2 separate regions of the Mus musculus genome follow, and region 1 is linked to region 2. The links are chromatin loops, found by intact Hi-C in ENCODE. Cell type or tissue: left cerebral cortex. All regions are shown on one strand. Links, peaks and the distances in the headings refer to the core of each region. The heading gives the core; the rest is flanking DNA. Region 1 overlaps Dennd11 (DENN domain containing 11). Region 2 holds the start of Ssbp1 (single-stranded DNA binding protein 1).

Region 1 (16,543 bases), core at 7,166-12,165, 47 kb before region 2:
CCCTTCTGCACCGTACCTGCTCAGAGCACAATGAGACCAGTGTTTCTCTTACTTTGCTTTACATGTCTCTATTTTCTGAGCCTGTTTCTCTCGGACTTTTACAAAGAACAATAAAAATTTCCCATTGTGAACATGTACACGATCTTCCATAAAAAGTGAATGCACTATGTAGCAGAGGATGGCCTAGTCAGCCATCAATGAGAGTCAGGTATCAATGAGAGGAGAGGCCCTTGGTCTTGTGAAGATCATATCCCCCAGTACAAGGGAACGCCAGGGCCAGGAAGCAGGAGTGGGTGGGTTGGGGAGTAGGGTGGGGGGAGGGTATAGGGGGCTTTGGGGATAGCATTTGAAATGTACATGAAGAAAATATCTAACAAAAAAGAAAAGAAAAAAAAAAAACCCGGAATGCACTCATGTCCTGGAAGCTCAGTCTCCATGGAGGACTGCTTCCTAAGACCCACTCCCTAGACACCAAAACCTGTGGCTGCTTGGTCTCTTATATAAAATGAAAAGAGTACTAGCATGTAACATACACAGTTCTTCCCCTATACTTTAAATCACCTCTAGATTACTGATATACCTAATACTCTATAAATGCTATGTAAAACACTTAGAGCACTTTTAGCAGAATAATGAGAACAAAACCTGTATGTGTTCAGTGCAGAAGTGTTGTTTGACTCTGGATACAGAATCACGAATACAGGGCTGGCTGTATATGACTTCTAGTGCTCTCATTTTGCCCAAGCCCATTCTGTGTTACACACAGAAGCGTTGCCCTTCCCCCACTCCCCATGCTTCACCTTGCCCTTAGGCCATACATGCGTTAAGGACTATATGTTCATTCATATTGTTGTCTTCATAGATATGTGTATATATATTCATAGAAAATACTAGCATGTAATGCCACAGTTCTTCCCATATACTTTAAATCACCTCTAGGTTACTGATCTATCTAATATCCTATAAATGCTACATGATTCAATGTAAGCACTGTTTGCAGAATAATGAGGGAAAAAATCCTGTGTGGATTCCGTACAAATATGTTGCCTGTGCTTGGATCTCTGAGGGAAGTACTGTGCCTCCTAGAAAATACATAATATGTATATTATGTTTTTGCTGGGGACTGTGATGGTTCAACAAAGTCTGGTCATAGTAGGTATAGTTTTCTGCCCTTGCTAAAAAACAGACCTAGTAGGACTTTTCTGTTGTTGTCTTATGCTCTGATTTATTATTCATAATGGCTATTTACTATGTGAATATTCTGGCTCTCTATTGCGTAAACACTGCAAAATTACACACACACACACACACACACACACACACACACACTCTTCTGGTGTTTTCATATCTAAAGGGCAGATCCCAGCAGTGCGGCTGCTGAAACAAAAGAAGCATTTATTTTTAATTGTTGGCATGCTGGTTTTTGATAAAGACTGTGGCACTGAGGCACATTTGTATCTTCAGCCTATATAAGTATCTTTCTACCACATCTGTGAGTCTGACAGGTCTGTTAATAAGCTAGTTGTCTTTAATGGGGCAAAGCCAAGTGCAAGTATCTTTTCTCTTTTTTCCCCCCTTTGCCTATGGGGTGAGGAAGCTAAGAACATTCAGGTCAAATGTTGGCCACCATCCCCTGGGTTTGGTGATAGCAGAGTAACTTCATTCAGAAGAAAAGGGGCTGACAGTGTCCCAATCAATAAATTCTCCAAATCCTTCTGATCATCGTATGCCCCTTGCCAACCGTCTCTCAACCCTATCACAGGAGCAGGAAATCTGCATGCTCCATCCCCTGGACTCCCAGGCCACCTAGTCTCTTGTTAAGTTCTGCATATGGGGAGCCATGAATTCAGCCATGAAGACCGGAGGAAAGGTGGATGTCCTTCATGTTACAGCTGCTTCATTCTCCAGCAGCAGGGAGCACTTCTCACACTAGCTGCCAGCCTCTCTCAGCACAAGTCGGACCATATATTTAAACAGTACCAGGCTCAGTGGAACACAGCGTCCCTCGGAGATACTGGCACAGACAATGCAAGGCCCCTCCTTCCTGCTTCCTGGGCTCTGAGCCTGATGTCACTCCTCCTTGTGCCCTGGCCCTAAATATGGCAAGCAGCATCCAAGGTAAGGCCTGTGGCCCTGGTATTTACAGCCTTGTGCAATCCCCTCTTCCTCTCGAGGAACTTGCTTCTAACAAAGAGACTGTGGCTATATACAGGCCTTTCACGTCTACGATTAGGTTACAGCGTTCTGACTTTATTGTGCTAGCACTCTCTTTTTGCTGACTTTGATGAAGCAAACTGCCAAGCTAGATAGCCCCACATGGTTGAGAGCTGAGGGCAAACACTAATAGAGGCCTTCAGTGTAGCATCCCTTAAGAAACTTGCTCCTGTGGGTGCTCATACGAGCTTAGAAAAACAGGTTCTTGCCTAGTTGAACCTTGTGCCGTGTCTCCAACCCTGGCTGGAGCCCTGAAATCTCTCACAGCAGACCCGAGATCTTGGATTCAGATAAGCCATGACTGGAGTCCTCTCCACAGAAACCATGGAACCATACACATGCACTTCTAGAAGCTTCTAATCTTGGGAGATTTGGTAGGCAGCAATAGCTTGCTAATGCGAGGTAGCATCCGTTGTCTGAGATACCGAATGCATAGGGTTACTCTGTTCTCTGACTGCTCCTTCAGCCTCTTGAATTCGTTTTAAATACCCAACACACTCTTGTTTTGCTGATAACATCTTACTTATTACTTTTCTTTTTCCTCTATGGCCAAATGACATTAAAAAAAAAAAAATCAGTCTCATTTAAATAATTTGCTCTTGACCCATGAGCATGTCTGTGTCCTCTTATCCACATCTTTTTTTTTTTAATAATGGCTTTCAAGGTCATGTTTTTTTTTTAATTAGGTATTTTCCTCATTTACATTTCCAATGCTATCCCAAAAGTCCCCCATATCCTCCCCCCCACTCCCCTACCCACCCATTCCCACTTTTTGGCCCTGGCGTTCCCCTGTACTGGGGCATATAAAGTTTGCAAGTCCAATGGGCCTCTCTTTCCAGTGATGGCCGACTAGGCCATCTTTTGATACATATGCAGCTAGAGTCAAGAGCTCAGGGGTACTGGTTAGTTCATATTGTTGTTCCACCTATAGGGTTGCAGATCCCTTTAGCTCCTTGGGTACTTTCTCTAGCTCCTCCATTGGGGGCCCTGTGATCCATCCAATAGCTGACTGTGAGCATCCACTTCTGTGTTTGCTAGGCCCCGGCATAGTCTCACAAGAGACAGCTATATCTGGGTCCTTTCTTGTCCACATCTTAAGTAGGGCAGAGAGTGAACACTGGCTTTGCCACAGTCCTGGGTTTAGATTCTGCCTGTCTCCCAAAGCAAGTCACTAAACCATTTATTGATAAGCTTCAATTGCTTTAACTAGAAAACAAAGATTAATAAAACAACCTTCTCCTGTTAATCTTACTTTTAAGTATTGATACATTAGCATAATGTCTAACTCATAGGCTATGCTAAGAAAGTAGGACCATGCCCCACCTCCAGCCAACAGGTCTGGAATTAGCACCCCTTCTTTTCTACATAGGCAAATGCTTTAGTGACCATCTCCTGTCCTGGGACGGTTTGAATGAAAACAATCCCCACAGGCAATATTGGAGGCCTTGTCGGATGAAATGTCACTGGAGGTGGGCTTTGGGGTTTCAGGAGCTCAGCTGTCTCTTCAGGTCCAGTGTCTCTCTATCTTCCAGATGCCTGCTGATCCAGATGTAGAACTGTTGGCTCTTTCTCCAGCACCATGGCCGCCTGGTGCTGCCATACTTCCTGCCATGATGATAATGGACTAAACTTCTGAACTCTAAGTCAGCCCCAATTAAATGTTTCCTTTTATGAGAGTTGCTGTGGTTATGGTGTCTCTTCACTGCAATAAAACCCTAACTAAGTAATGTCCCAAGACACCGTCTATAAACTCATGCATTATTTCTTTACAAAGGGAGTCCTAAGCTTCACTGAAATATCTTGTGCCCAGCCACAGAACAGGGAGAAAGGAGAAATAGTAGATTCGTGTTCTTAGACCCTTTTATATCTTCTGACTACCCACTGTGTGGCCAGATTTCCTGTTGATATTAAACAGAGATGCTAGTATAAATGCAAAGGATGCAATAAAAATTCCGAATAAAACGTCAGAAATAACATAGCTAAGAAATATTCCGTCTGCCCTTCAAACTCTACATCCTTATGCTTGGCTTTACATTAGCAGACACAATCAAAAGCATCCGCCCTCCTCAGAGTCCAGCATGAGCGGCCCAGCATATGTGGCTCTGTGCATGGTTACAGAAGGCATATTGTTTAAGATCATTTACCTTATGTTTTAAATGAACCCAAAATGCTTATATCAAACCCAATTCTATCAAAGGCAGAATTCTGCATGAGGCTGAAGCATAATTTCTTTATCATTTAAAAATGAACCCATAATGACTATCCCCAGACACATGAGAGAACAGCCAGCCTCACCTTCATCTCTGGATACATATAGCGGTGAATAGAAGGCAACCAGTAGACAGGTGGCAAGCTGCCACCCCTCCCGGGGCCAGCGTGGAGCACCCCTTTCTTGTCTTCATAGAATGCAGCCAGATGAGAGTAATGTCCTGGCATCTCCAGCTGGTGTCTGTGTAACACACATGCACAGTGAGCAGCTCTGCCCAGCATAACTACGTATCTCTACCAAAAGGGCTAAAGGCCCAGATGCACTCAGAACACCTGCACCTGGAGGTTACCTTCAAGTCTCCATTACTGTTAGAGAATAGCTTTATGCAAAGCTCAAACACAAGGTCTGAAATTCAACGGCACCATGTGATGCACATTTAGAAGGAACAGGCCATGTCTAGTGTCTAATTCTTGAGCAATCTATGCTGCAGATCACATGTAACTTCTCAAAGCACTGTTTATATTGTGAGAAGAGATAACTCAGAAAACCACACTCCATGCCAACAGTTGCTTTGCTTTATGTAGAATGTGAGCATGCATGTTCTGTTACAATAGAACTGAGAGAATCTGAGCCCTCAATGTCTCAAAGGGAAGAGGGGGTCAGTTATGACTGAAGGTCACTGAGGGCTCATACTTCCACATCAGCTAAATGAATCCGAATCTCCCCTCCCCTATTCCACCCCTGTCTCAGCCTCTACTCAGGCTGAGAGCCTTGTCAACCAACCCTCAGATCAAGACAATGACACTTAGGTCCTAGACCACTTGGGCGACGCAGAATGATGCCACCGGGTCAACGCTTTATGTTGCATAGGAACATTAGAGGTTGATTTTGTTCCTTGTCCAAAGATGCTGGACTCTTGGTACCAAAGAAGATGGCTGTATTTGGATGGATCGTAGGACACAATTAGGTTAAAGAAAGGTCTTTTGAGGGAGCCTGGATTCTATGTGACTTAAAAAGGGGAAATTACACATGCACACACAAAGGCGTGGGGTAGACACGTGAGGATGATTGCAGACAATGGGATGATGCAGATGCCCAGGAACCCAGAGCCAGCCAGCAAAGCACGGAGCCAGGAGAGACGGGGGAAGCGGCCCTGCTGACACTGACACCTTGACTTTTGACTCTTTAAGTCTCTGGAACTATGAGACAGTAAGTTTCTTTTGTCTAAATAAAGATACTGCTACCCAGTCCCAGCAAGGTAATATAAGGATGAATAAAAAGCTCCGATCCCTTCTGAACCCTGGTGTATTTTCTCAGAGCCTTCCAGTGACCACCACACAATGAAAAAGAAACTTCAGAGAAGACACATCCCTGACTGTGGCTGAAACAACACTGATAAGTAATATCCCCGCTCCTCCCTCCCACCAACATGCCATGAATCCTTCCTTCTCCAAGTTGGAATGCAAGCTGCTCAGAGTCAAGATTTCCACTGAAAAGGTAGTAGTAGCTGGTTTCAGTCACTGCCAGCCCAGAGTGGCTTCCAGCACCCACAACAAGACGATGGCAGGAGACTATGCGGACAAGTTTGTATTAAAAGCAGAAACACAACATCATCACTGTACTTAAAAAGATACTATTAGTTGTGTGTAGGTGACAGTGCACATCTATAATCCAAGCACTTGGGAAGCTGCGGCAGGAGAATCATGAAGTCAAGGTCAGCATGGACTATACATAGGACCCTGCCTCTACCCCAAGAAAATTTCAGAAAATAATTACTAAAAATAAGGGCCTCTTTCTAATTTTAGGGGTCTGAAAAGCTTTGATTCAGGAGGCAGCCATGTGATAAACAAGCCTTCAGGTGCTTAGAGCAACTGCCGGTGCTCTCAGAAATGCTGCTGGGCTGGACAAGAAAGCCTGATGGCTTACAGTCTGGCTGGCTGTTCTGAGAAGGCAGTGGGTTGCAGGTACTCTTCAGGGAAATGTGTCAAGCTTGATGCATAGGTGAAGTTCAAAGGTTAGGATCCATTTTCCCTTAAAAGCCCACTGAGAATTTCTACATTGTCTTTAAAAAGGTAACATTTAAATAACTCACTCCGCTACTCAGTTGTGGGCCTTTACTTTTTGACTACACTCAACACCATATCTGGACCAAGATTCTACAGAAAACGTCAGAACTATGAGTCTTTTAGACAAAAAGCTAGAGACAGAGCCGGCTCTTCCACTAAGCCCGACAACCTGAGTTTGATCCCTGATCCCACTCCCACACACAGAGGAGATAGATGTGTGATGTAAAGAGAAAACAACTAATTCAGAACTCTGTCCTTTGAGCCACTGCTTGGTAGGACAGGATAACAATAACAGACAGTGCAGAAGAGAACATGAACTCGGAGGCATAAATAGAAACTCACAGCTCAGCCATGACTGTTACCCAACTGTTGAGGGAGCCTGGGTTTAAACACATGGTAGATTTTGTAACAGATGAAGCCACACCACCAAGAAAAAACAAAGGGTCTGAGGGCAACAGAGTACTAGAAGACAAGATGTTTTTCAGAGATGGATATGATGAGGTTATCAGTAAGGGCAGGTAAACTCAAACTTCACAAGCCAGTCATGTCAACTGAGCAATAGTCCAGTGGGGAATAAATGACTCAGTGAATGCTGCAGATGTGAAGCCTCCGCTGTGTGAACCAGATCGGAGAGTCCCCTGTAGAGCCAGCCACTCTGGGGTTCTCTTGAAGCCCACAGTCCCCTGCGCTGATCTGCCTACGGAATGTGTGCAGAAGTAGTGTCTTTAAGTTGAGGTTTCCGCTTCCATCTCTCTCCTTACTGGTTGCAATGTCATATGATGAAGGTGAGTCACCGTCCACCATCATGCTGGGAGATGGGTGACACGGAGGGCCCTTGCTCCAGTCACCACCCACACTGGAACATTTCTCTCCATCTGGTCTCAAACCCTGTGCTAGAAAGCTGGAATTCTGACTTGTTCCAACTGCTGTACCTTGGGATCTCTTCTCTGTTATAGGAACTTAGTTTCTAGTTTAGCTAAAGCAGACACTGATACCCAGAAAATGAGTTACTGTGGAATCAAAAACCACAGTGTTGAGGCTTAGAAGCTGGGGAAAAAAAAAAAAAAAGAGTAAGGAAAACGAGAAGTAGTGTGTGTGTTTGGGGAGGTGGGGGAGGAGCAGCTCATTTCTGTTACAATCCACCAATTTAGATCTCATGAGGCTGGGAAAGCCAACTTCTCTGTACCCAAAAGCAGTTAAGACTCTTGCTCACTCCAAAGTATTCTTGGGTAGACAGGGAGTCAGAATAAAATGTAAGATACAGGGAGAACTAAGGAAAGAAGGATGGGCAAAGGATATGGACCAGATTAGATCCCATCAGCTTTAACTATGACCAGGTGGCTAGAGAGGTGGCTCAGGGGTTAAGAGGAATCACTGTACAATCAATCATGAGGACTGCAGCCCACATCCTACTATCCACATAAAAAGTTTGGCATCCTACACAATTGCAAATTAAAAGGCAAGCCTGGGCTACAAAGCAAGACAGTAACTCAAAATGAATGAATGAATGAATGAATGAATGAATGAATGAGATGCATAGGGTTTATATATAGTATCAGTGCCAAGTACATACACACACTCTCTTATATATGTTGTATGTGTGACATACAAGGTCTTGCTATGTTGCTACTAATGTAAGCTAAAAGGCTTTTATTTCCTGGGCTAAAGCACCACCATGCCCAGTTGTCAAGGATATTTTATCAAAACACACAAATATATGTATCAGAAAACAGACTAACATTTTAACAATGCTTCTAGGAGTAGAGAAAAAATCCCCAGCACTGTTTGAAGTTTAATTAGGTTACCTGCATAATGAAATATATATGTAAATATAAAAAGTAACAATTTTTCTGCTTCTGTTACATATTATCCTACTACTCCAAAAAAAAATGATATGTATAAAACAATATTTAAAGTCTGCCTGCCTACCTGGGGGGAAAATCATAAGGATAGCAGCCAACTGAGTGCAAACAAAGATGTTCATGTCTGATTAAAACGTGATGAGAGTATTAATAAAAACTGAAAGTAAATATCTTCCCCAGCCTTCATTATAGGATGAAGAGCTATTTTATAATACATTTGCTGAAAGAAAGGAGGGTCACCTGAGGCTTGGCCCAGAGCCACTGATGCTGTAGGAAGACAGCTGTGGCCCTGGCCCACAGTCCCCATCTCCAGGGACTCACAGCACAGGCACCAGGTAACAAATCCCGCTGCTGCCCGAAACATATAGAAGCCACTCACAGACGCCACTTACCGAACCTGGTTCTCCAAAAAGTGCATGTAGCGGTAGAGCAGGGTGTAGGATGGAGAGAGGATGCCCACAGACTTCATCCGAGCGCCTCGCTCCAGCTCGCTCTCCACAGGCATGTTGGCAAAGCAGGCCAGGCCAAAGAAGGGACCCTTCCGAAAATAGCTGAAACAGACCAAATATGCACTGCGGCTCTAATTTAGGGAAGATGACTTTTTTTCTTTTTTTTTTTGCTTTTTTTGCTTTTTTCCTTTGCAATGCAATCTCATCCCAAACGACCATGTTCAGAGCTCCAAAGCTGGGTCATAAAAGAAGCCATTCAGTCTCCCAAAGAGTGGCCACGGCTCCAAGACTCTAGAATGTGCCATCCCAGAGTGAAGGGGGGGTGGTGTAGAGTTAGCTTAAAGTCTCTAAGTCTCTACAAGCATGCAGTTCAAATGCCCACAGCCAGAGACTGTGGTATCCTCTCTGGCACAACTAACAGCTTCAATGGGAGAACCAGAACCAGGGTTGACCTTCTGGCTCCTTTGGGACTCAGTCTGTTTTCTCTCACAAATCCCAATTCTCTCAGTTCCTTGGCTTCTGACAGCTCCAATGCAGCTGACATTTCACTTCTTTCTCCCTTTCATGCTTGAATCAGCCTTGGTTTCAGGCCAATGCAGAGATTAAAGCTACAAATTATTCTCAAAGCATATCCATTGGCTTCTTACAAAATTCAGCAAGCACCATTTACAGGTCACTAAAACTGGCCTGCTTAAAGCTAGTATTTAACCCACACTAAAACCAAACCTCCCTGAGGTTTGCTCAGTAATAGCTCAGTTGTATGAGCATGGAATATTGGGACCCCACTGAGAACTCCAGAGCTGGAGCCCTTCTTGCTGGGAAGCTGGATAAACACACAGAAGACTTACATATACCATCTGAAGACACCTCTCGATAACATGCTCGGGAGAACATAGGAGAGACGGGATCGAGTGGCACCAGATAGGCTCAGAAGTACTCACATGAAATCAGACTGAACTTTATGGGACCCGCTGGCCATAGACTTGAACTCAACACCTTCAAGGTCAATATCTTGAGGTAAGCACCATTCTACCATGTTTCCTGTAGGAACAGGGGGATCAAGTTAACAGAAACAAAAACCACTCAGAGAGAAGAGCATAGCCCAGCATACATCGGTACTCAGAAATGTGCTGTTCCTCACACTGATCAAGAACTACTGAGATGCTCAGATGAACTACACCAGAGGACCAGGAGGGGGCAGTAGAAGGACCTCATCCCAGCTTCAGATTCAGTATCCTTTGAGCAGCTCCCTTCTGGTCACCCCCAAATCTTCCTCTCATGGCTTCATCTCTCCAAGTAGATTTATTTATTTATTTATTTAAACCTTAAGCTCCCATTTCTTCATCCTATACTGTTACCTCAATCTCTTGAGATTCTATTTTTAATCTTACCATCCAAATAGCCACTAATGTCTGACCAAATATATATATATATACACACACACACATATATATATACATATACATACATACATATACATATGTATATATATATGTGTGTGTATGTGTATATATATATATATGTATGTATTTACGTATGTTTGTGTGTGTGTATATATATATTATATATTCGTCATTATCACTGACCTCTTTGTGTTATTTGCTAATTCCTCAAAACTCCTCTTTCTCTTGACTTCCTTGAGAGGATGTAATTCTGGCTCTTCTCCTACTCTGTGCAGTGTAGCTCATCCCTCTCCTCACATGTGGCCATCCTCAAGAACCAACTATCAGCCTTCACCTCAGGAATTCTGGGACTCATTCACTCCTGAACTGATTTCTGGGTTTCTAAGCTTGGTGTTGGAAACATGACCAGAGGGAGATGAGAGTCTAAAGCTAACAGGATGACAGAGATGAAGACCAGCAGTTGCAGCTCAGTAAGGTGACTTCTATGACAGAAGGTAGGAGAGGCTGTAGAACCATCAACAATGAGTGTGCCTGAGACAGAGGGGAGGAGAGCACTGCACAGTTAGCTATAGGTGGGCCCAATATCCTAGAAATCTCTTCTGTTTTGTGCATATTCAAATGTTTCCAAAGTGAAAGACTAAGTAACTTGCGAGATTTCATTTTTGAGCAAATGTATTAGCACGCCAAGTCCCAGTTTTCTAGGCATTAAAACCATCAACAACTATCTTAGCCACCACCACTTTCAGATCATTGTATGGGACATCAGAGAAAACATGGTCCTGTCTTATGTCACTGCAGACAGCGAAGAGGATCACCCGGTCCCACACTCAACAACCTAAAGCACTTTCAAGTATTCTATTTTGGAGAAAAAAAGAATCACAAATCTAACTAACTAATGAATTCACTGAAACAAACAAACAAAAAACATGAAAAAAAATTAAAGTTCCATAAAATAAAAAGGCTAAAATGACATTTTGTTACTTTGGTTAAAGATAAGAAAACATGTTCACAAAGAATGTGAAACTAAGTTTCCTATACATCAAGGCCCCCCGTTCCTGCATTTTCTCCCTTGATATGCATGTACATCCATCCAAAATTCAAGGGATCTAACCTATAGGCTGGTGCACACTAGACACACCTGAGCTACATCCATCCCAGGCTCTATCCCCCACTCCTAATGCACTCACCTAACACTAACCCATAGCCACTTATAGCCTGAGGAAATTGAACTTACCTAAACTTCGTACTGAAGCCTAGCATTAAGTATAAATTATACAACACACCCAGTTTTCCCAGAGAGCATTCCTGTATAGGAAGCAACGGAAGGTCAAGAGGCAGACATAAGACACACACATAAGAGAACCTCCTGAGAGACCAATAAACTCAGCCTCTGATGAGTAATCGTGGTCCTGAAGAAGTTTGGTCTTTTTGACATTTTATAAAAGCAAGGATGTCTTCTGCTTATTATTATCACCTACAATGCTAATGATGGGTCCGTGTGTCACTTCTATCATTTAGATGTAGCACGATGTCTACTTCGCTACTGGTGCCCATTTAGGTCAGTGCTCACTAAAAGCTATGGCAACTAGCATTGCGGTAAGCAATTTGTTATCTGTTATCTGGTAAGTGCCTGGGCTGAGTTTTGATGGCCCTTCCCTGAGTAGGCTGAACTGCACTGCTCAGAATTCCCTTCCATGCATGGTTCCAATTGAAAGCTGAAAGTGGCTATGAAGGGATAACATCTGGAAGGTTGGTGTTGGAGCACCAGGCACTGTTGCTATCCTCACCTTCTGGGATGAGAACAGCAGCCCAGCCTTTCATCACAGTGACAGAAACTCTAAGACAATTGCCTTGAGTTTCCTAAGTTAGGTGTTTTCTCTTCCATAAAGAACATCAACTTCTCTTATAGGACACCCACACCACTAACACTGGAGACCAACTGACCAAGTATGGTGGGTGGTCCATGCCTTTTAACTTAACTCTTGGGAGTCAAAGGCAGGCAAGTTTGACTTTGAGGTCAAGTTTCAGGCCAAAGCAGGGCTATGTAGTGAGACACCATCTCAGAAGAAAAGGACAAAACAAACCTGGGAACGGTCACACTCACCCAGGTCCCTATCCACTCCCAGGAGTCCCCTCTGCCTCCTTCCCAAGATCACTGTCCTCCTTTTACATCCATCTACCCATGGATTCCAAGCTCCATGGACCGGCTAAGTAGTCCTCACAGCACATTACATAAGTTCTAGTGTCTGCAGCAATCCTTGCATGGCTGTCCTAGCCGTTGTTCCCCTGTCTGAATCTTGACTAACACGATTCCCACACGTTCCTGTTACTTCACTGCAAACCAAGGAATCTTTAGGCAAATATGAACAGGGCTTCTTTAAAAAATGTAAAGTATGTGAGACACTTTTATGGCTAAATTTCCTTAGGTGAAACAAAGACTATATCTATATCTATCTATCTATCTATCTATCTATCTATCTATCTATCTATCTATCTATATATATATATACACATACATATATATATATATATATATATACACACACACACACACACACATACATACATACACATATTGTAGGACTTCATGGAGCATTTAGTATGCCATGTTGCAATAATGAATCTCAGAGAGATCAACACTGTTTTCCAAAATCATTCCGACACTGCCTCTGAGTTTTGTTGTTTTCTGTTTGGGACAGGGTCTTATACTCTAGCCTAAGCTGACCAGACACTCACTGCCCAATCCTTCACCCTCAGCCCAAGAGCTAGAGTTATGGGAGTGGGTCAATATGCCTGGTGCAATAGTTCTATTTTTGAGGAGCAGTTTTGGAGAAGGCCTCATTGGTGTTTTTAGACATGGTGGTATAACAGATACTGCAAGCTGCCCCTCAATATCCATTCTTAAAACCTGCCCTTTTTAGCTTGGTACATGACCTCCCAATGACGGCTGTTCCTCCATCCTTCCTGCATGTAGGTGTGGGATCCAGACAGAAGTGAGGCACATAGCTACCGAAATGGACCTGAAAGGGAAGGGACACACTGCACTTTTCTCTGTCATGCTACCTAACACTGGACGGAGGTGATGTCATGATCTGAGGAACAACGACTCTATAAACCAACAAGACCCCAGGTCTCTGATGGCCCCACTGATCTGAACTCATATTTGTCTTTAGGCAAGCTATTACACACATGAAAAGGGAAGGGATTCTATCTTGACTACAGTGTAGCTACTGGATACCTGGTATTTATGACCAAGTTCATGTTCTACTTACTACAGCTGAAATAGAGGATAAAGTCCCCATTCTTCAGCCTCGTTCTCAAAACCCTCCTCACTGTAGCTCTGTGCCTCACCAACGCTCATCACTCATCGTAAGGATGCTGAGAGAAGGAGAGGGTGTCCTGTCTGCTGCACCCTTTCCTTTTAGGAAGCAAGCCCTTCTGGGTTCGGAGCCAGGCACCTCAGAACAGGTAGGTGAGTCATAGACAGGACTGGGGCTTCAGAACACCCTGCTGGGCGAAGTTCATTTTCTGCTGATACCCTCCTTGAAGAAAAACCAGGCATAGGCTCCACAGAACCTATCACGCTTTAGATGCCTAACCTCGCCCCCCCCCCCCAAACACACACATACACACTCCCCAGGACTCTGTAAGTCTCTGAACGATGGGAGAGGGGGAATTTTGTTTGATTTTTTTTTTTTTTTTTTTTTTTTTTTTTTTTTTTTTTTGCTCACATCCCAACATAGCTCGGTGCCTAGGACAAGAGAGGAAGGGCAGTAAAACCAAAACAAACTGGACAATCGTTTTTCTTAGGAACAAGCATGTCTTTATTCAGCTCATTGATGAATCAGTGGTAATTACCCGAGGCGTGGGAATGACACTCTGCCTATACAGGGAAGCTGCCTTATTCTGAGGAAGCATATTCTTAATTATTTAGGAGTGAGATTCAAGCATCATTGCAACTTATTTTCAAAGAGTTCGGGGCGGGGGGAGGCTTGGCGGGGGGAGAGGTATATCTAAATCCATATGATATCAACGCCATTTACAATGTCTGTTTAGCGAGGGCCAAGGCAGCTGATTAGGGAACAATCTAGACACAGATATTTGTACATTTTCTATTACAGATTCAATGAAACCCCAATTTTTAAAAAGCAACCCAGCTTGTCATTTAATAAATAATGGCAAATTAATTCTAAAGTTGAGCAGACCGGGATGGCTCAGTGGATAAAGGTGCTTAATTCACATCTCTGAAATTATGAATGAAACCCAACCTTACTTAAGTTGTGTGTGCCAGATATTTTACTATGGTGATGAAAAGGACCGAGTAACTTGGTAACTTGATAGCAGAGAATTTCACATGATTTCGACCATGAGAAATGCCAGACAATGCAGAACCTTCCAAACTCAAGCCATGAAGAAATGTACAGTGTTCATTCTTCAGCGTCTGCCTGTTGTGTGGAGCTGCCGCTGCCCCTGCTGGTATTACAACTTCCCCTCAGATCTCATGTAGCTCTTGGCCTAGTTCACTAGAACCCACCAGATCAGACCACCACCATTTACCTCCTTAGGCAACCTGCTAGGAGGAGTATATCCTTACTTAGCATTTCTGTATTTCTTACCCACCTCACAGCCTGACGACTGTCCTACTGTTCCTGCTGGCTTCCTCCCTCCTCCTTCCCCCCTCTCTCACTGTGTTGCTGACATTTTTGAGGGGTGTGTCCTCCTCTCACTCTTTTCATGAAATTAATTTACACTGCATGATATTTCCTAGCAGAAGTTTCTGGAACATGTCACTTCATATTACAGAGGAATTGACTGTATGAGAATGAAGCCAATATGACAAAATGTCAACAGATGGGGACTCTACAGGAAGGATAAACAAGTTCTCCCTCTGCGATTCTTTCATTTCTCGACCCCTTCCCCAAGGTTTAACCAATCTCATTACAAATCAGGGAAACAAATGAAATGCTTGAGATTTGCATATATACCTATATATGTGTATTGTATAGATAGATGTGTATGTATATATTAACATATATGAGGGAAGCATAAAGGACTTTATAAAAACCTCCAGTAATTGAGAAAAGAAACCACACCTGAGGTGGGACAGGGGAATATTATGATTTGAGGTAATCTTTTTATAAAAGTATTCTGAATTAAGGAATAACTTCTATATGGAATTTGTAGTTTAAAGAAAAAAAGGTTCTGTAGAAATAGAAATCCTTAAGGGAAATTATTTAATGCCAGAAAAACTTGACATGTAGTACTCCTACCTATCCCACGCTCGGAATACATACCCCACTCTCAAATTCACCAAACATCTTTCCTCTATTGAAAAAAGAACAGTGTGGCAGCCTGGAAGGAATCCAGCAAGCAGGGACCTTATAAAAGAGCCTCATCGCTGGCACATGCCTTTCCCTTCAGCTTGGTTTCCTTCCAGCTCTGTATCCTCCCAGCTCTTAGGCCACACCTTGGGTCTATCACAGGGCCCGGAAGGTCCTGCCTGGCCCCTCCTGCATAGACAGCTTAGGAGAAGGATTTCATATGGTCACCTAAGGAACAAATGAGGTGATCTGAAATGTGTACATTCAGCTGGTCTGGTCATTCAGTAAATATTGGTAGAGTCTAACTTGGCAGCACAATGCCCAGTGCTGAGCTCATGCAAAGGTAAACATACTCCCATTCAAGGGAACTGGAGCGACAAATAATTGGGCTAGCAGCTTATGTTCCTAGGGAAAGCGTGTAGGGCTGTGGATGCACACGTTGTTCTGAACTCTGCCATTCCCCCCTCCCCTGACTCTAAGGTGAGCCCAGGGGCTCTTCTGAGAGCCTCCCAAGCTGATGTTTTCAAAACTCTTGAGGGAGGGTTTCTATCCCAAGCTAAGGATACTTAAGAGAATCCTATGGTAGCAAGTACAGTAGAGTACTTGCTTAGCCCATGTGAAACCCTGGGTTCAATTCCAAGTACCATGAAAATAAGCAAAGCCTGTAAGACAGGGTCTCCCATCTATATAGGGCTACCCGTCTCCCAAGTACTCTGCTTAAATGTGAAATAACTTTACCCAGTGTGTACTGGTGTCTACAGAGCACAGTCCATATCCACGCCAAACTGGCTGGCCCATCTCAAAGCCTTTGAAGTAGAGAAAAGAACAATCCTGACCCCAACCTCTTAGAAGTTAGAAATTTGGTTCCCCCTTCTTTTGGGTGGCTCCAGTCAAGTACTTCCTCTTGAGGCTTCCTGTACTGGATATTGAGTGGCATCCTCTTAGCAAGACTGTAAGGGTGGGTGGGGCTATAAACATCCCCTGAGACTTGTACATTGGTTTTGTATCTTTTCTCTCAG
Region 2 (16,543 bases), core at 4,985-9,984:
TAATAATTGGCCATTCTAAATCAAACCTTGTCTTTCCCCTCCAACTTCAGAGTCTGCACTGTCGTCAATGACACTGTTTTCTAAAAGAATCACCTAAAGGGTGTCTTTAAAAGTGTAAGCAACTTAGAATAATGGTAGTCTGCATTTACTCAAGAGTTTCCCATAGCTGAAAATGGTAGAGATGTACAGAGTAGACTTGGACAGTTTTTCTCAAGTGATATTGAAGCATCAGAGAAAGTAGATGAAAGAGTGTATCTTCTACTGAATTAAAAGGTTGAAAGCCAAATGGCTCTTCAGGCAACATATAAGAGACTTTTAAGTATTTTATGGTCACTAAGAGACAACAACAACAACCACAACACAATGTAGTGGAAATCCAAGTCATAGGTACAGACAACCAGTGTTACCAGACATGTTCCACTTTCTGTTCAAGGTAGAACAATGTTCCACTGAGGTCAAGCAGTTTTACAAAACCTACTGGTAGATATTGAGCTGAAGTTGCCTTGACTGGGGAGATACTGCCAGTATTAAAACTGTTTTCTTCCATGGTCCTAACTCTGTCTTCAGAACATGATCCACCCAGCTCCAAAGGAGAGACCATCTGCAGCAGCTCTGGCCAGAAGTCGAATTCTCTGGCCTTTCTTGGAGAAGACTGATGAACTCCAGAAACAACTGAATTTGGAGAAATCCAAGACAGCCACACTGAAAAGGTACAGTTGGCTGTTGGAGTCAAAAAAGGATCGGTTTGAACCACTCCCAGTGGTCTGACTGGACTGATGTGTCTTTATAGAGTCAAGTTTATTGTTTATTCTACATCATCAGACATAGGCTCTGCCCACAGGAAGCCTGGCAGTGTGCTTTATTTCTGGCATGAGACTCTGCAGCTCTGAGGTTAGACAGCTTTGAAAGAATTCCAGGTAATGCAAAGGAAGCAAGAGGGAGGTATACAACACCAGCAATAAGCAAGTCCTTGGATTCTGAGGGACAGCAGGTATCAAAGTAACTGGTGACCACCTAAGCTAGTCTTAGCTAAATAGAGATCTGTTTTATGATACCTTGGTAAGTGGAGACCTACTTCAGAAAGCACCAAGTTGCAGAGACAGGAGGCAGGCATCATATCCTGCTAACATGTGTAGAGGATTATATGTTTTCCCTAGAAAAGGCAATCTGATTCATCTCCCTTTGATGTAGGTTTGTATTCATTTGTTTGTTTATTTCTTCATTAGACAAATGGGAAATAGTGTGGGTGTGGTTGGAAGAGGTCATACAGTGATTTTTACATAAGCTTTTGAAGGAATTCTTAGTTTATTTTTGTATATGTGCACTTTTGAAAATAAAAGGAAATGAAATATGGTCCTTGCTTGAAACTTGCTGAAATGTTCAATTTTGTTTAGCTACAAAGTCCATCCTAGAAGGACTAGCTTGAAAACCTGAACAGTCACCAAACCCATGTTTTGATTTGAGCTGCAGAGACTCTCAGCCTTTAGTGAAGTAATTGGCTATTCCCAATAAACCACTTCATATTCTTTTGCTCTTTTTGAGTTTCTTTGTTTCAGGTAATACACTACAACACACACACACACACACACACACACACACACACACACACACACACAGGTGTGTGTGTGTGTGTATATATATATATATATATATATATTCATAGGAATGCAAATTGTGAAGATGTGTACATACTCTGTGAGGCTAGGCTGGAGCTACAAGCGACTGTCATTGTTCAATACAAATGACAGTTGATGGGCACCCATCATATAGATGAGGCAGATGGCATCTTGAAGTTGTCTAGATCAAGGGGTAGTAAACTTGTTCTATAAAGGATTAGATATTTAGTAGTTCATGCTTTGAAGGATGTATGATTTCTACTGAATTGATTCATCTCTGCCATCGGTGAATGGAAACAACCACTGAATATATATTTGTAATATGTATATAGCAGATACAAATGAGTAACTGTGTTTCAATAAGATCTGTAGTTTGTTGCCCCATGGTTCTTATATTTTGCCTAAAGAGTTGTTCACCTAGAATTTTAATTTTAAAGGTGATTCATGAACCATACATGTATCAACCTTCTAAATGATAGTAAAGATCATAAGAATTGATGATGCCATTCTGCATACAGCTCAGGCTTGATCCTGTAAAACTGAAATAACAAGAGAATTTAGCTATGACTATAAATACTCCCTCCCACTAGGGAAGACTTTACCCATGCCTGTCTTCGTTGATTGCAGGGAACTGAAAAAAGCTCGGCATATCCAGACCCCTCAGAGAGAAGTCCACCATTGTTATTATCAGATCTGCAAAGGCTCAAGACACCTCCTGGTGGGAGGAAGGAGGAAGGCGCCCTCAAGCTTCACCCGTGGGACATCCTCCGTGTAGGAACTCACTTCTGGCCTTTTGCTACACAACACAGCCTTTTGAAAACTCTTACAGGATACAAAACTGAACCAGCTTGAATGTACAAAGATCTCAAAAGCCATCCTGATGTGGCATCTATAGGTAAGATCACCGAGCTTCCAGGGTTTCTCCTTAGCAACGGTCTTGTGTATCGTAAGTACTGGAGTCTTCTTTTCCCTAGTGATGTATTTCTAGAGCTGCTTACTAAGGACTCCTAATGAATAATCAGAAAACATGGCTCTGAACTGAAAGGAGAAGCAGAAATGTGCTACTTTGGCCTATGGATTAAGAAGCTGCCGTTACTTATTCTTCACTGGGGTCCAAAGAACTTTCCCTGTACATAAAAAGGGATAAAATATGGCTTTAAGTGCCAGCTTCCAAGAGAATGTTGCCTGTATTTCAGAGTGCTTTCCAAGATCTGTCTGCTCCTCCAATCACCAGCTCCTTTGAGCAAGGAATTTGCCTACTATACTTTCTGAATGGAAGCAATCTCTTTTCTGATTTTGCATTATTAAATAAAAGACTATCATTGTGTGAAACAACTAGAGTAAGACTATAATTTGGACATTCCTGAGCTGCTTATTAATTTGTGAAACACAATCAGCAGAGGCAGAGGACCCAGGAATTTTGGTGTACCTGTTCCCCGTGTGTTCCTCACGTCTTAGGTCTCTGTGGCTGACTCCAGTTGCTTTTCAGTTTTGAACATCATAGCATCATCTGGTTCTCTTGATTTTTTTTTTTTTTTACACCAGAACTCATCCTTTTGTTTTCTTGCTTTTTAACATATTTTAATCCAGATCATTGTAAATAAAGATTTTATCTTATCCAAAGACGAGCATGGGTAAAACATTCTTATTTGTGCTGTGTACAAAGAATGTGAACTGAACGTTAGAGCTTCTTGTAATTAGGAGGAAATGGGGATCATTAGTGGCATGTCTTTGTGTTAACACCATAAACCCAATGGCACAGGTACATCTATAGTGACAATATTGTTCATAAATATATGCTTTTTACAGTCTTAATGAAGGCAACCTGTTAAAATTTTAATTAAAAATTAAGAAAAATATCCCTACTAACTACAAAGTATTTCTAAAGTTGCTTTCAAAAACAAAACAAAACAAAACCCTTAAGCCCTTAGCATAGTAGAAGGATTATAACCTCCTCACACTCACTATGAGGCTTTATGAAAAATGATTTGAAAGTGAGAACTTGATTAGATTATGTGGTGGTTTGAATATGCTTGACCCTTGCCAGGGAGTGGCACTATTAGGAGGTGTGGCCTTGTTGGAGGAAGTGTGTCATGGTAAGGGTGGGCAATGAGAGCCTCCTAAGCACACAGGAGCCAGTCTTCTCCTAGAGGCCTTCAAATGAAGATATAAAACTCTCAGCTCTTCCTGCACCATGCCTGTCTGGTTGCTGCTAAGTTCTCACCTTGATGATAATGGACTGAACCTCTGAACCTGTAAGCCAGCCCCAGTTAAATATTCTCCTTGTAAGAGTGGCCTTGGTCATTGTGTCTGTTTATAGCAGTAAAACTCTAAGACAGACTAGTCAAAGGTGGTAGTGCTGGTTGGTTGGGTTTGTTGTTGTTATTTTTTTGTTCCAACTTTCTATTTCCAAAACTTTCTGTTTATGATAAATTATTGCCATCCATAGCTGGAACTTTAATACACACACACACACACACACACACACACACACACACAGAGAGAGAGAGAGAGAGAGAGAGAGAGAGAGAGAGAGAGGAGAGAAGGCCAAAGGTAACAATGTACTTTGCACTCCTGGGTATAGATAATAATATGGTTCTTCTTCAGTCAGTTTGGAAAGGTTAAAATCTGTAGTTGTTGTTCCCAGATTGTAAAAACCCTACAGAGACCACCAGGAATCACACCCCGCTGAAATCACATGAGGGTCTTTATTCAAGCTCGAGCTTGGGCCACCAACCTTCTTGATGGAACAGGAAAGAGAGTGAACCCCCAGGTCTAAGTGAAGGGGGTTTATAAAGGAAAAAAATACAAGCAATGTTTCCAAGCCTTGGCATTAGAGGAAAAGGAAAAAACACAAGCAGTGTTTCCAAGCCTTGGCATTACATGAGAGGGTAAAGGAATGCTGTCCTTCAAACCTGATACCTTTTGTTTAGACAGCGTGGCAGAACCATGCAGCTGGAAAGGGACCTTTGTGACCTGGGAGAAGTAACTTGTGCTACCAGAAGCTGGTGTAGTTTTACAACTGGCCACAGCTAGGGTTTGCTGCTTTTCCTCTGTTCCCAAGGCTGGCATTTGCTGGATCACCAAGGGGAGAGAGAATGCTAACTGCTCTGGCTCTGAGCAGGGTCAGGAGAGTGTAGGATGTGATGTGCAGGGTATCTCTTCATAGTCTACTACTATTAGAGATTCAAGCTGAGCATAGCTCCAGTGCCACAGGCTGCCATCACTTTTCACTGGGAAGGCTGTGTCCACAGGTGAACTACTTGATCAAATCAGTCAGTCTCCCTCCTCCTGCCATTCTCTCTCCTGCTCTGCCTTAGTCACTGCTCTACTGTTGGAAGGAGACAGCATGACTGAGGCCAACTCTAATTTTTTTTTTAAAGCTTTTCCTTAAGGGCTTGCTTATAGTTTTAGAGGTTAGTCCATTATCAGCACGGTGGGAAGCAGACGGCGTGGCTCTGGGAGCAGTAGCTGAGAGCTTCCCATCCTGATCTGAAGGCAGCACACTGGTAGACACTAGGCCTGGTGGAGGGTTTAAAACCTCAAAGCCCATTGCAAGTGACACACTTCCTCCAAGAAAACCACATGTATCCCAAAGAAGCTGCCACATCTCTAAATCCTTCTGATTCCTTCCAAACAGATCCACATCCCCGGTAAACATTAAACATCCAGTCTCTGGGGGCCTTCTCATTCAAAGCACTTCATGTGGTGTCTTCCCCTCCCTCTCTGCCTATGGAAAGGGTTCTGGGTTTCCCTATAATGACATTGGAGCATATTATAGATTCTTGTATCTCTAACAAAAATTTTGAGCCTTTTTTTTTCCCCCAGTGAAAATTTTTTTGGTTCCTCAACATTTTGGCTTACTTGAATTTGAATATGCCCGAAGTCATATTTCCACTCATGTTTTTGTGTTCCCCCATGAAATTTCTAGGTACACTGTAAGCTAGGCTTTTTATAACAGGCTTTTTATGTTCTAGGAGCTCATCAATGGGGATGGCATACCTTCATGGTCATTTATAATACAATATGCAAAAGAGGGAGGGAGTAACTAGTTGAGGAGAGCATTTTTAAAGTGTGTACAGGGCTGTATTTCAGATTCTGGGGATATGGACAGCTGACCGAGGTTGAAGTGTCTGTTGCACTAAGAAGGAACATTACCAGAAGCAATACCTCAGTTACAGTCTCTCCCTCACACTGTACAAGAACATATCCATTGTAATACCTTTTTTTTGTTGTTGTTGTTAAAAGGAAACCATGAAGGAGCAGGACTTGCAGCTTCTTCCAGATAACCAGCCAAGGAAGGAGAATGTGTCAGTTCCTCTCTGGGTGGACAACAGGGCTCAGTCAAGACTCCCCATTCAGGGGTTCTTTATAAAACGTTAAGGCAGGGTGCTCTCAAGTTTCAGTTGTCTATATTTTTCTTTAACCAACCTTCTCTACATTCTTCAAATAGAACAAAGGCAAAACTAACGGGATAGTGAAGAACAGAACTGGCTATACATGAGCCAATAGATGTCTGCAATGGGGAAACAGAGTTAAGATTTACTCCACAGTTCAAGTCTGGGACCACTGAAACAAAGCTTGCGAGGTGGGCGGGCGGGATTTCTCTCTGGAGGAAAAGGAGCAACTTTGTTTTTCCTTTGTCTTGCCTCCAAAGCTCATAAAGAGGAAACCATTGAACTAATGTAGCAGGTGGGATGTCTTCTTATTACTAGGGTGTGTGTGTGTGTCCCTGTCCAATTCAGTGCCTCGTTATTTCAGGAAATCAACTTTGTAAAGGTAAAAGTACAGGGAAGTAAACATCTATAAAGGCGTCACTAGTGAGCCAGACAATAATTCAGACCCCCCCCCCTCCTAAAATCAGAAAGAATGGACCTTAGGAGGCAGTGTGTCTGTTTGAATGGTTTGGAGTTCCCTTCTGTCTAACACTGGAGCCCCACTGAATCTTGTTGCCTTGGGTTCCTTAATTTGTAGGATTCATAAGTGCGTTACTTCACTAGGGCCAGGATTAGGGTAAACAACATAGGATTTAGAGGAGCAAAAGAAAGTCAGCAATCAAAAGAAAAGATGTCTCAATGCAGTATTTTGGAAATGTTAAAACTAAGAAATTTTACTATGAACATGATATTACCAAATACAAGATCAACAAGCTTAAGTTACTTGAGATTGTTTAAGACTGTCACTGAGTGCTGGATGTGATGGCACATGCCTTTAATCACAGCACTAGGGAGGTAGATGCAGCAAGGGGAATCTCTGGGAGTTAGAGACAAGCCTGGTCTGGTCTACATGAGATCCAAGTTTCAGGCCAGCCAGGGATACACAGCGAGACAGTGTCTTTTTTCTTTTCTCTTTCTCTCTCTCTCTCTCTCTCTCTCTCTCTCTCTCTCTCTCTCTCTTTCTTTCTTTTAAGCTTTTCCATCTAGAATAACTGCCAAAGATGTAGAATTGAAACACAAAATGAAAAAAAAAAATCTAAAAAATACTGATCAGTTTCTTTCTATAAAAGTAAAATCTTAATTACACTTTGCTTTAAAATAAAGCAACGTTTTGACTTTTAACACTTCTTCAAAATGTTTTGGAATTTCATAAACTTTTAATGTTTTAGGGAAAACATATATACAAATACATAATATAAGGGCGCATTTCTCTTGTGCCTTAGGCACAGTTTGGGACCGGTACTTAATAAAGATGTTAAAAATTTTGCTCCTCACGTGTTTCTTGAATTTTTTGACTTAACATGTTAACATATCTAGATCACCGAGGTTTTGACAGCAATTAATTCTTCAGTCTTACTGCATTAGGAGACTTGTGTCGGTTTTAGTTCCTCCAGGGGCTCAAATATGTTTTATTTCACCTACCTCACTCCCTTTCCCAGGCTGGGAACATCAAATAATTTCAATTTAGGGCTGGGAATAGAGTTCTGGCCAGAGTTTGGTTAGCCAGTGCGGGGCCACTACCGGAGCGAGGGTGGAGATCAGGAAAAACAAAACAAAACAAAAAACCCCAACAACCAAACTAAACCAAACCAAACAACAAAAAAACAAAACCAAAATCGTAAAACTACCCACAGGTGGCATCGTTGATCCGCCCACTTCCGCCTGGACAGAAGTTCCTGGCACTTCTAAATTGAGGGGTCGTGTTTCCGGCGACATCAGCCGGCGGCATTTCAACGACGCACTTCAGAGATTTCCTGTCTTTCCTTGCATCTCGCGAGCTTTGCGGGCTCCGTGCGCCGGAAGCGAGCCGCTGGCGGTCGGGCTCTGCGTGTCCGGTGAGGGAGGGGAGAAGGCTGGCACGAAGTTGTGTTTCCCGAGTGCACGGGCGCGTGCGGGGCTCGGGAGGAGTTGTGCGGCTCCTCGCTGGAGTCCGAGTGTCCCCCGCCGTTCCCTGTGCTGCTCGCGAGCGCCACTTTGGGGGAAGAGCAGCCTCTTGCCCCCGCGGCGAGGCTGGGGAGCCGGGCTTACTCAGCGCTAACGGGGACGAAGGCACTGATTTGCGTCCTTTCGGAGTAGCGTTTACTGTGCCCGCACTGTTTGTAGAGACAGTTTTAGGGGTCTAGAATAACAGAACAAGTTGGAAAAAAAAATGTCCGAGACAACTTCTATTGTAAAGAAATCTAGCAGACAATGGATTGCAAGTGAGAACAGGTTTTTCCCCTCTTTTCTGCTGGTTGAGACCCAGAACCACAGAGTTTCTTTTGTCTCGCTCAGTTTTTGTTTTCAAAAAGAAAGGAACTCCCCACACGTGCAAAAAATGCGGTTGCAAATTGGGTGCACGAGAAGCTGGACGCGCTTAGGATTTAGGACTAGAGAGCATGTGTGTTCTTGATGGATACTGTAGTTTCTTGATTTATCATTTTTCTCTTTTCTTTCTTTCCTTTAGGAAAAGCCTAAAGATTAGGTTGTAAGAAAAACAGAAGCCATGTTTCGAAGACCTGTGTTACAGGTAGTCACTTTTCTACATTAGTGAGTGCTCCAACCGTGTTTCCATAGTCTATAGCCATGTTTTGTTTTGTTGCTTTTCGATTTTGCATACATAAGCACGAGATTCTTACGCCTATCCAGCGTGTTCTATGTGTTTATTTGATGTGGGAGATTCAGAAGGGATTTTGTGTGTGTGTGTGTTTATGTGTGTGTGAAGCTCATAATGTTTACTGAATCAAAAATGATTTTTAAAGTGTATTCGCATATGTAGTACACCTCATGAATTTAATTTAGTAAATATTTGTTACCAGTGCTTAGATCAGAGTATTCATTTAATTATGTAAGTTATTATTATCATTTTTGTTTTGCTGTTTTTGAGACAGCCACTCATAGTTAAGACTATCTTGAGACTCACTGTTAGGCTGAGATGACCAAGAACCTTCCTCCTCCTGCTTCTACTTTGTCACCGATGGTATTTCAGGCCTGCCCCATCGCACCTGATTTCTTCTAACCTTGTCCCATATGGCTCTGGTCTTTTATGACCTTCTGGCCCCTCTCCTCCCCACTCCCATCTTGCTATCCAGAGAGCAGAGCTCACTTCTTGCCACAAATTCATGACCATTCTGCAATCTAGTCGGGTGTCCTCTACTCTAGCCAGCCTTAAGCAGGCCTTAATTACCATTTTTCCTCAGTGTGGCACGTGGGTACCAAGTCTTGTAAATTCTCCTAATGTAAAATCTATTACTTTTCTTCTCCTCTTAAGACTAATGAGTCAAATTCGTTATAAAAGTCTGTTGTCTTCCCCATCCTACTCTTAAGTTGGTCTATCCTTAGCTCCTTACTGTAATCCACACATACTCTGAGCCTTTTAAAATTGAAGTTATACTATAGTATCTTTTTAAACCAAATGGGAAGTAAGTTTGCATTTTGAGGGTATTGAAATAATCCTCTCCCTATTTCTTCTTTTCTACTAGATTATGTGTATGTTCCTAAGATGAGGCATATTGTTATTTTATAACATTTAATGAACACTGGCTCTTCTGAATCTGTCACATTAGTATTTTCTGTGATCGTGACAAAGGAACTGAGTAGCATTTTGGTCCTGTATCGTGTAACATCTTATTCTTATATTTATTCTTAGTGATAGTATATAGCTAAAATCACTCCAGGAAAAGGTGTTCATTTGAGTGGTATGGAGAGAGAAGGCCGGTATTAAAAGACCAGGGAAGGAAAGAGGTCCCAATTGGAATTTTTAAAAAGCTAGGTTTAGAAATCATAATGTGGTAACCTGTCACCTCAGAGTTGTAGCCTGTCTCTGCCTTCATTTGCATGGAGAAGTTGCATAACTGGAAATTACGAACACAGCAGCTCTCACGGACCAGTTGAAATGACCCTTCTTATATGGTAGAATGTCCTTGAAAGTGAGTGTGAGAAGTTCTAACTCTCTAACTCACTAACAGTGAGAGTGACAGACAAAAACAGCATCACCCTCAGCCACTGCCTGAAGCCTGCAGTGCCCGCAGGTCCTAAAAGAATTCTTTGGCCTGCCTGCCAGTCCCTTTTTTTTTCCCGTGTGGGGGATCCCTGCCTGCTATATTAACAATGCTGCCACGTGCGAAATGTTTCTCTCTTAGAACATGTCTAGCTCTCTGAACTCTCTTGTGTGTAGTGATGTAGACTCTTCTTACCTGCGTGGTAACCATAGAACAGAATGCCTGTAAGACAGCAGAGGGCAAATTGGAAAAACAAGCTTGGTGCCACACAGCCCGGAGTTGTAAGGCATAAATCACCACTGAATTCCTAGTTTCCTGGACAAGTGGTGACTCTCTGGGCTTAACTTTCCTTGGAACTATGGTAAGGGTAATTTGACTTTGTGTCTACAAAAGTTAAGGATTAAATGGTAAAAGTGTAATTTGTTTAGTGTGTTAAGAGCTGCATTCTTCTTCACTAATTATGATTTCATTGCCATACCTTTGAACCATATTATTTGTACTCCTTTTCTGTGATCTCCTCAAGGAATGAGGTTTCCACTGCGCCAAGCTCACTAAGAAGCTGCTGACCTTCTGTAGCAGCCTCACGAAATCAGTGCTCTTCATTGTCAGTGCTCACTCTTAGATGGAACATTCTAGGCCAAACATTTGAGATGTCCATTTCCTTATGGTTTTTGAACAACCAATCAGAAAAAAAATGTATTATAGACCTTGTAAGATTTTATCCATAGTGCTTATTTCAATGTGAAAAAGATATACAACAAATGTAATGGATATTTGCTACTGTTTAACTAGTTTTCTTATTGCCTACAATTTAGAATGATGCTTAATATACAGTATGTTTAAATATCATACCACTCAATTGCTTTTTATGTTTACTCAGTTGCTCTATAAAGCACTGATTGCTTTCTAGTCTACTTTCTACTCTGTTCTCCTTTGCTGTCCTTTTCTGGAACTTGTAGGAACTGTTGATTAAATGGTGAATAAATATGAGTAGGTCTTCTATTGGCATTTCTCTTTTCTAAAAAGTTTAAAACCATATTACGTGTTTGTTCTCCTTTAGGTATTTCGTCAGTTTGTAAGACATGAGTCTGAAGTAGCCAGCAGTTTGGTTCTTGAACGATGTAAGTACCAGAGTCTGAGTTTACAATGTTATTTACAGTGCTTTGCTAATACTCTCAAAGTACTATAATCTGGTGGACTGTGTTCAGCCATGGGTTGCAGGATATTTGATCACACTGTGAACCCTGAGATTGTGTTATTTACTGATACAAACAAACAAACACCCAAACTGTTTCTAGTTTCAATGTGGCTCAGCCTTAGCACATACCTTTAATCTCTCTAGGTGAAATACAGAGCTGCCCTTTAATCCCAAACAATGAAGGTAAAATTTGTTTGTAGAAGGAAGCACCCATATTTGAAAGTGATGTCTAATTGACTAGCAGACAAAGTGAATCAGAAAGATTTGACAGAATAGGATATGGCCAACTCTCATGAGAACAGAAAGGGAAGGTGCCTGAGGGTCAATGCAGAGAGAGGAGGCAGTTTTACTGGGGTGGTTATAGAGAGACAGGTTGTGAGGACAGAAGGAGCCAGAAGATTAGAGCATATTGCTAAAGTTAGTATGAGGCCAACCAGAGCAATTCAGTGAGAGGCCAAGAGAAGCCAGGTTGAATCAGTCAGCTTGGAGAGGAATTTGAGCTATAACAGCAGAGTTTACCAGCTGGCCAGAGTTCAGAAAGACTAAGAGTGAGCTTATTCAGCAGCAAGTTTCAGAGGTTGAAAACATTGTAGAACTAAGATTGTACAAGGCTAGAAGCTTCCAGGAGGAGGCCTAGGTTAGCATACAGCAAGCCTTGGAGACAACACTTTCTTCGGGCAAATAAAAAGTAATCCTTGGAGACAACAGTTACTTCAAGCAAATAAAAGATACTTTCACAGTATGCAACCCATCCTACATTTGGTTTATTTTACCCTGCACCTCTAGCTGTGAAAACTTAGTGTAAATAGAGCTTATAGTGTGGATATCACCCCCTCCTGCCCCACTGTCTGATGAGTTCTTCAAGAGTGTGTTATACAGGGTTCAAAGAAGACTCACAGAAATACTTCTTTTTGTAATAGAGATTTTCTTAAACCTAAGATTTGCTTTTTTAGCTCAAGATAAAGAGCATAAAGTTTGTTCTGTGGGGCTGCTTTCTGCTTTCTGCTTTCTTATCCTTTCTCCCCTACAGACTTTTCCTTTATTTGTTGATCTTGAGCTTGAGTTTTTCATAATGCAGAGATTACTGCTGAAGCAGTATTTGCAGTTGTTCATTCCCTGGACATGTCTGTCAGTTTCAGGTGTGGGTTTATCCTGTATAACTACCCTGCAGACTATAATGAATAGAACAGGGATGGCTCACATCTCTGGTCTTGAAGGCTAAGACCAGTGTGTCAGCATGGCTGGGTTACCTGTCAGGCACAACTTACAGGTTTGCAGAGAATTGCCCTGTCAGTTCTGTCTTTGGATGGCAGTAGTGGGGTAGTTGGGACTCTGATCTTTTTTCTTTCCTTATAAGGACACTAATTCCCTCACGGAGACTTCACCTTCATAACCTCATCTAAACCTAATTTCCCACACAGAGATCACCTCCAGATACTGTCACACTGGAAGTTAAAGTGCAGAGAATCAAGCTTTCAGGATGCATAAACATAGAGCACATGGCTCTATAGAACATAGTCATCAGCTGTTCTCAGTTTCATTTCCTCTCTTCTTTGTATTTCAGCTCTGAATCGTGTTCAGTTACTTGGACGAGTAGGTCAGGACCCTGTCATGAGACAGGTGGAAGGAAAAAACCCAGTCACAATATTTTCTCTAGCAACAAATGAGATGTGGCGATCAGGGGATAGTGAAGTATACCAAATGGGTGAGTGTAAAAGGCCCTAGTTGTTATTTATCAACAATAAGTAGACATTACTTATTATTTCTTACCTAATTATAAAAATGTTAACTTATAGGTAGTCTGGCTTTATTAGTTCTGTTCTTTTTTTTTTTTTTTTTTTTTTTAATAGAAATTGAAAGCTTGTTTTCCTGAGACATGTTCTGTGTTGGCATTTGTGTTACCTGCTGGCATCTATAACCTCATTTCCTGTATCTGGTGGTTTAGGTGACGTTAGTCAGAAGACGACGTGGCACAGAATATCAGTGTTTCGACCAGGCCTCAGAGATGTGGCATATCAGTATGTGAAAAAGGGGTAAGTTAGAGAAAGGGTCGGTAACAAGTGTTCTCTTGTCTGCCTTTCTCCGAAGTGCTGACATTAGTATGTATTTATTCCTTAATATCCTGTTCATGGAAAGTCTCTGGTTTTAGCCCGCTGACAAGTTAGGACAAACAGCATCTGTACTTAAATAGAAATAAATGAGGCAAGATACTGCGTGGCCATTGATTCTCCAGCTGCAGGTGCCTTTTGCAAAGCATCTACAGCGTTTGTAGGATATCCTGTGTCCCTGTGATCAAGGATCATGGAGGTCATACCTGGACTCTGAGCAATCACTTAATGTCTTTAGAGGATCTGGCCTATTTGATGTCTGATGTGCTAAGTTATTATGGTAGCTTTCACAGTAGTTATTTTATATTTAATAAATTTTTTAGACCTAGTAATTCCCATTTGGAACACATAGGTTGATTATATATTGGAAGTATCTTTTCTGAATGTATAGAGTAACAAAAGAATTTTTGTGGATGTACTTTTTATGTTTAGAAATATACTTATTTGTGGAACTAAAATATTTCATGAGAAATAATTTTAGCAGTGACTAGAATTTCAATTTCTTTGCAATAATTACACACCTTTTCTTTATGTATATATGGATATATGAAGACACATAAACATGGGCTATTTGAAGGAAAAGGTCAACAGAGAGAGAGTGTGCGTGTGTATGTGTGTGAGGGAGAGAGAGACAGAGAGAGAGAGAGGCAGACAGAGAGACAGATTGAACCCAGTGCTTTGTACATGCTAGGAGAGTGCTCTATCACTGAGTTACAGCTCCTGTACTTTATGTAAAGTTTTCCTTTGAGGCAGGGCCTCACTGAGGTGCCCAGGTGGGCCTCTGGCTTAGCTTCCTGTGCATTGGATTATGAGAAGATACTACCGTGCCTGGGTAACGCTGTCCTTCTTAACTAGATTGCATTGTGTTTCAGTCCTCTTAGTTTTGAAATTGAAGACATGTTTAGCAAAGTACAGTTATTTCATCTTCAGCTTGTACTTGCTACCCATGTCCTGACACCTCGAAAGCCAGGATTAGAATCTACAGACTAAAGACTGCATTTCTTTATATCAGGGCTCGTATATTTGTGGAAGGGAAAGTGGACTATGGCGAGTACATGGATAAAAACAATGTGAGGCGGCAAGCAACAACAATCATAGCTGGTAAGAAGCTCGTGGTGCACAGTGTCTCTGGTTGTTCATTGGAAGGGTTGGCGTAGTATAGGCCGCTTTTGCTGGCCTCTAAGCACCCTGATGGCAGCTCTGCAGGAAACTCCCCAGGGGACTTCGTCCTGTTCCTTTTCCTGTGTGCTAATGTTGTCCACATTTATTTATTCCTTTAAAAGGCTCTCTGTCTACTCACATGTTTAGTTCAGGGGGACTCTGTGGGGTATGAAAGCAACTTGCCCCTGCAGTACATACTGTTAACTTGGAGAATTGAATCTTGGTGTATACTCGGGCAGTTGCAGAACTGTGATGGTAGGAATTTGTGATGTATTCAAAACTTTGAAAGTGAAGGTGCAACAGCCTTCATTTGAAATTTAAAAACTTTTGTCTAAAAACAATATAGCTGTTTATGTATCTGTAACTTAAATGCTTTTTTTTACTCAAATTATATGTAGATTAATGAAATATAGATGCCTTACCAATTTAATGCCATTTTTTAAGAGTACCTGCTTAACAGATTTTAATATGTTAATGTGAAAATTAAAATGCTATTAAAATTCATCTTTTAATGAGATAGACATGTTTTATTATTTCTTGAATATGTTGTGAAAATTATGAGTTAAGCCTCAGTTTACTTATTTTGTTTTTGTTATAAACGCCTAGAAACCTGTTTTATAGATAGGAGTGAAAAAAAAAGTACTGAAATTTCTTAGTGTGTATGAACTCCTGAGATAGGCTGTAGTGAGGTGTTACCCTATAGAGTGCTCTGTTTCTGAAGTCTGTGAGTAGAGAGAATGGTGTCTTGTGTGCTTTGCCTCCTCACTTCCCACTCATGGCTGGATCGGTTCTTCGGCTGCTCTTTCTCTTCCAGGATCAGTTGGAAGTGACATTGCTCTATTTTAGTCATAAATATCAGCTCGTCTCGCTGAAAGAGAAGGTGTTTTTGTAACACTGTTATTTCCCCCCAGGTTGAGATTATTATGGCATTTTTTACTTCAGAAAACAGATGTCATTGTCTCCACTCTTCTCTGAATGACTCCACAGTATAATCTATACACCTTTTAAAAATCCTTTTCTCTCTGTTCCAATGTTTATGTCTTAATCACTGTTCATATTGGTAAATTATGTTTTTTAAAGAAATAATCACTTATTTTCCTAATAGTAGTTTTAGAAAATAAATTGACGGGGCTGGAGAGATGGCTCAGCAAGTAAGAGCACTGACTGCTCTTCCAGAGGTCCTGAGTTCAATTCCCAGCACCCACATGGTGGCTCACAACCACCTGTAATGAGATCTGATGCCCTCTCCTGGTGTTTCAGTGACAGTGTACTTATATAAATAAATAAATTAATTAATTAAAAAAAAAGAAAATATATTGACTTTGAAAACCAATGTAGATCTTTTTAATCTCCATTTGTGTTCCACTATAAGTCAGATCTATGGGCAGTTATATTATTTGAATTGTTGAGTTTTTACAAACTAAGGTAGAGAAACATTTCACATCGTTCAGTTTACTTTTTCCTTTTCATAGTTGTTACTGGTCTGGTCAGTTGACTGTGTATCTATGGTTCACAGAAAAGCTGAATAGCATTCAGTGATGTTTGAAGAAACCTATTTGATTTTTTCTGTTTACCTGTAACTTATTGTATATTAATATAATCTAAAGAGTAAGTCCTCTTTCTCACATTGCAAACACAGCAAATATAGAGTGGTTTAGAAATATATTTAGCATCCTAAATTATTTTCTGTTGTTATTATTTTGTTTTCATTCTTTTTTTTTTTTTTTTTAATATTGACTCCTTCCATTTTTCTCTTTTTTTGTATAGTACTTTTTCACTTAGGGGGCCATATTTGACTTTTAAAGCAAAAATACACCAGTAGATGGCACTCTTGGCTTCCATTCTAGTCCTGTACAGTCATGAAGTAATTGTACTATTAACTATCTTTTAGATAATTTTGTAGTTAAGTAACTTTTGTTGTATTCATGAGAGGTCCGCAAGAGGCAATCAATCAATCCAATAGAACATGCTGCAACTGCTTGCCACCAGTTTAGACTTCATTACACTTTGGGATCATTACTCCTAAAACATATAAAATGTTTGG

The links. Peaks named below come from ENCODE experiments on the same cell type or tissue, not always from the same donor. Only the 100,000 strongest peaks of a DNase experiment are listed, where the experiment ranks them.
Region 1: it touches region 2 in a loop (2.6-fold over the local background); 12 of 42 quality-filtered maps call a loop at or near these places.

The regions. Positions count from the first base shown.
Region 1 is chr6:40,413,983-40,430,525 of GRCm38, forward strand. It overlaps Dennd11 (DENN domain containing 11), which reads right to left. Exons shown (of 9, transcript NM_001356375.1): 2 at 9,742-9,841; 3 at 8,744-8,902; 4 at 4,510-4,663. Among named protein-coding and RNA genes, the nearest start is that of Dennd11, 14 kb to the right of the region's middle. In left cerebral cortex, for the core only: a CTCF peak has its summit at 9,986 (motif pointing right); DNase peaks (open chromatin) are centred at 7,314, 9,410 and 9,989.
Region 2 is chr6:40,463,573-40,480,115 of GRCm38, forward strand. It overlaps Ssbp1 (single-stranded DNA binding protein 1), which reads left to right and starts at 7,843. Exons shown (of 6, transcript NM_028358.2): 1 at 7,843-7,887; 2 at 8,499-8,561; 3 at 11,093-11,153; 4 at 12,795-12,935; 5 at 13,176-13,263; 6 at 14,351-15,015. The coding sequence starts at 8,538. The coding sequence ends at 14,495. Wee2 (WEE1 homolog 2 (S. pombe)) reads left to right here. Exons shown (of 12, transcript NM_201370.2): 11 at 568-710; 12 at 2,244-3,243. The coding sequence ends at 2,391. In left cerebral cortex, for the core only: a CTCF peak has its summit at 8,003; a DNase peak (open chromatin) is centred at 7,806; H3K4me3 peaks cover 1,734 bases; H3K27ac peaks cover 1,101 bases.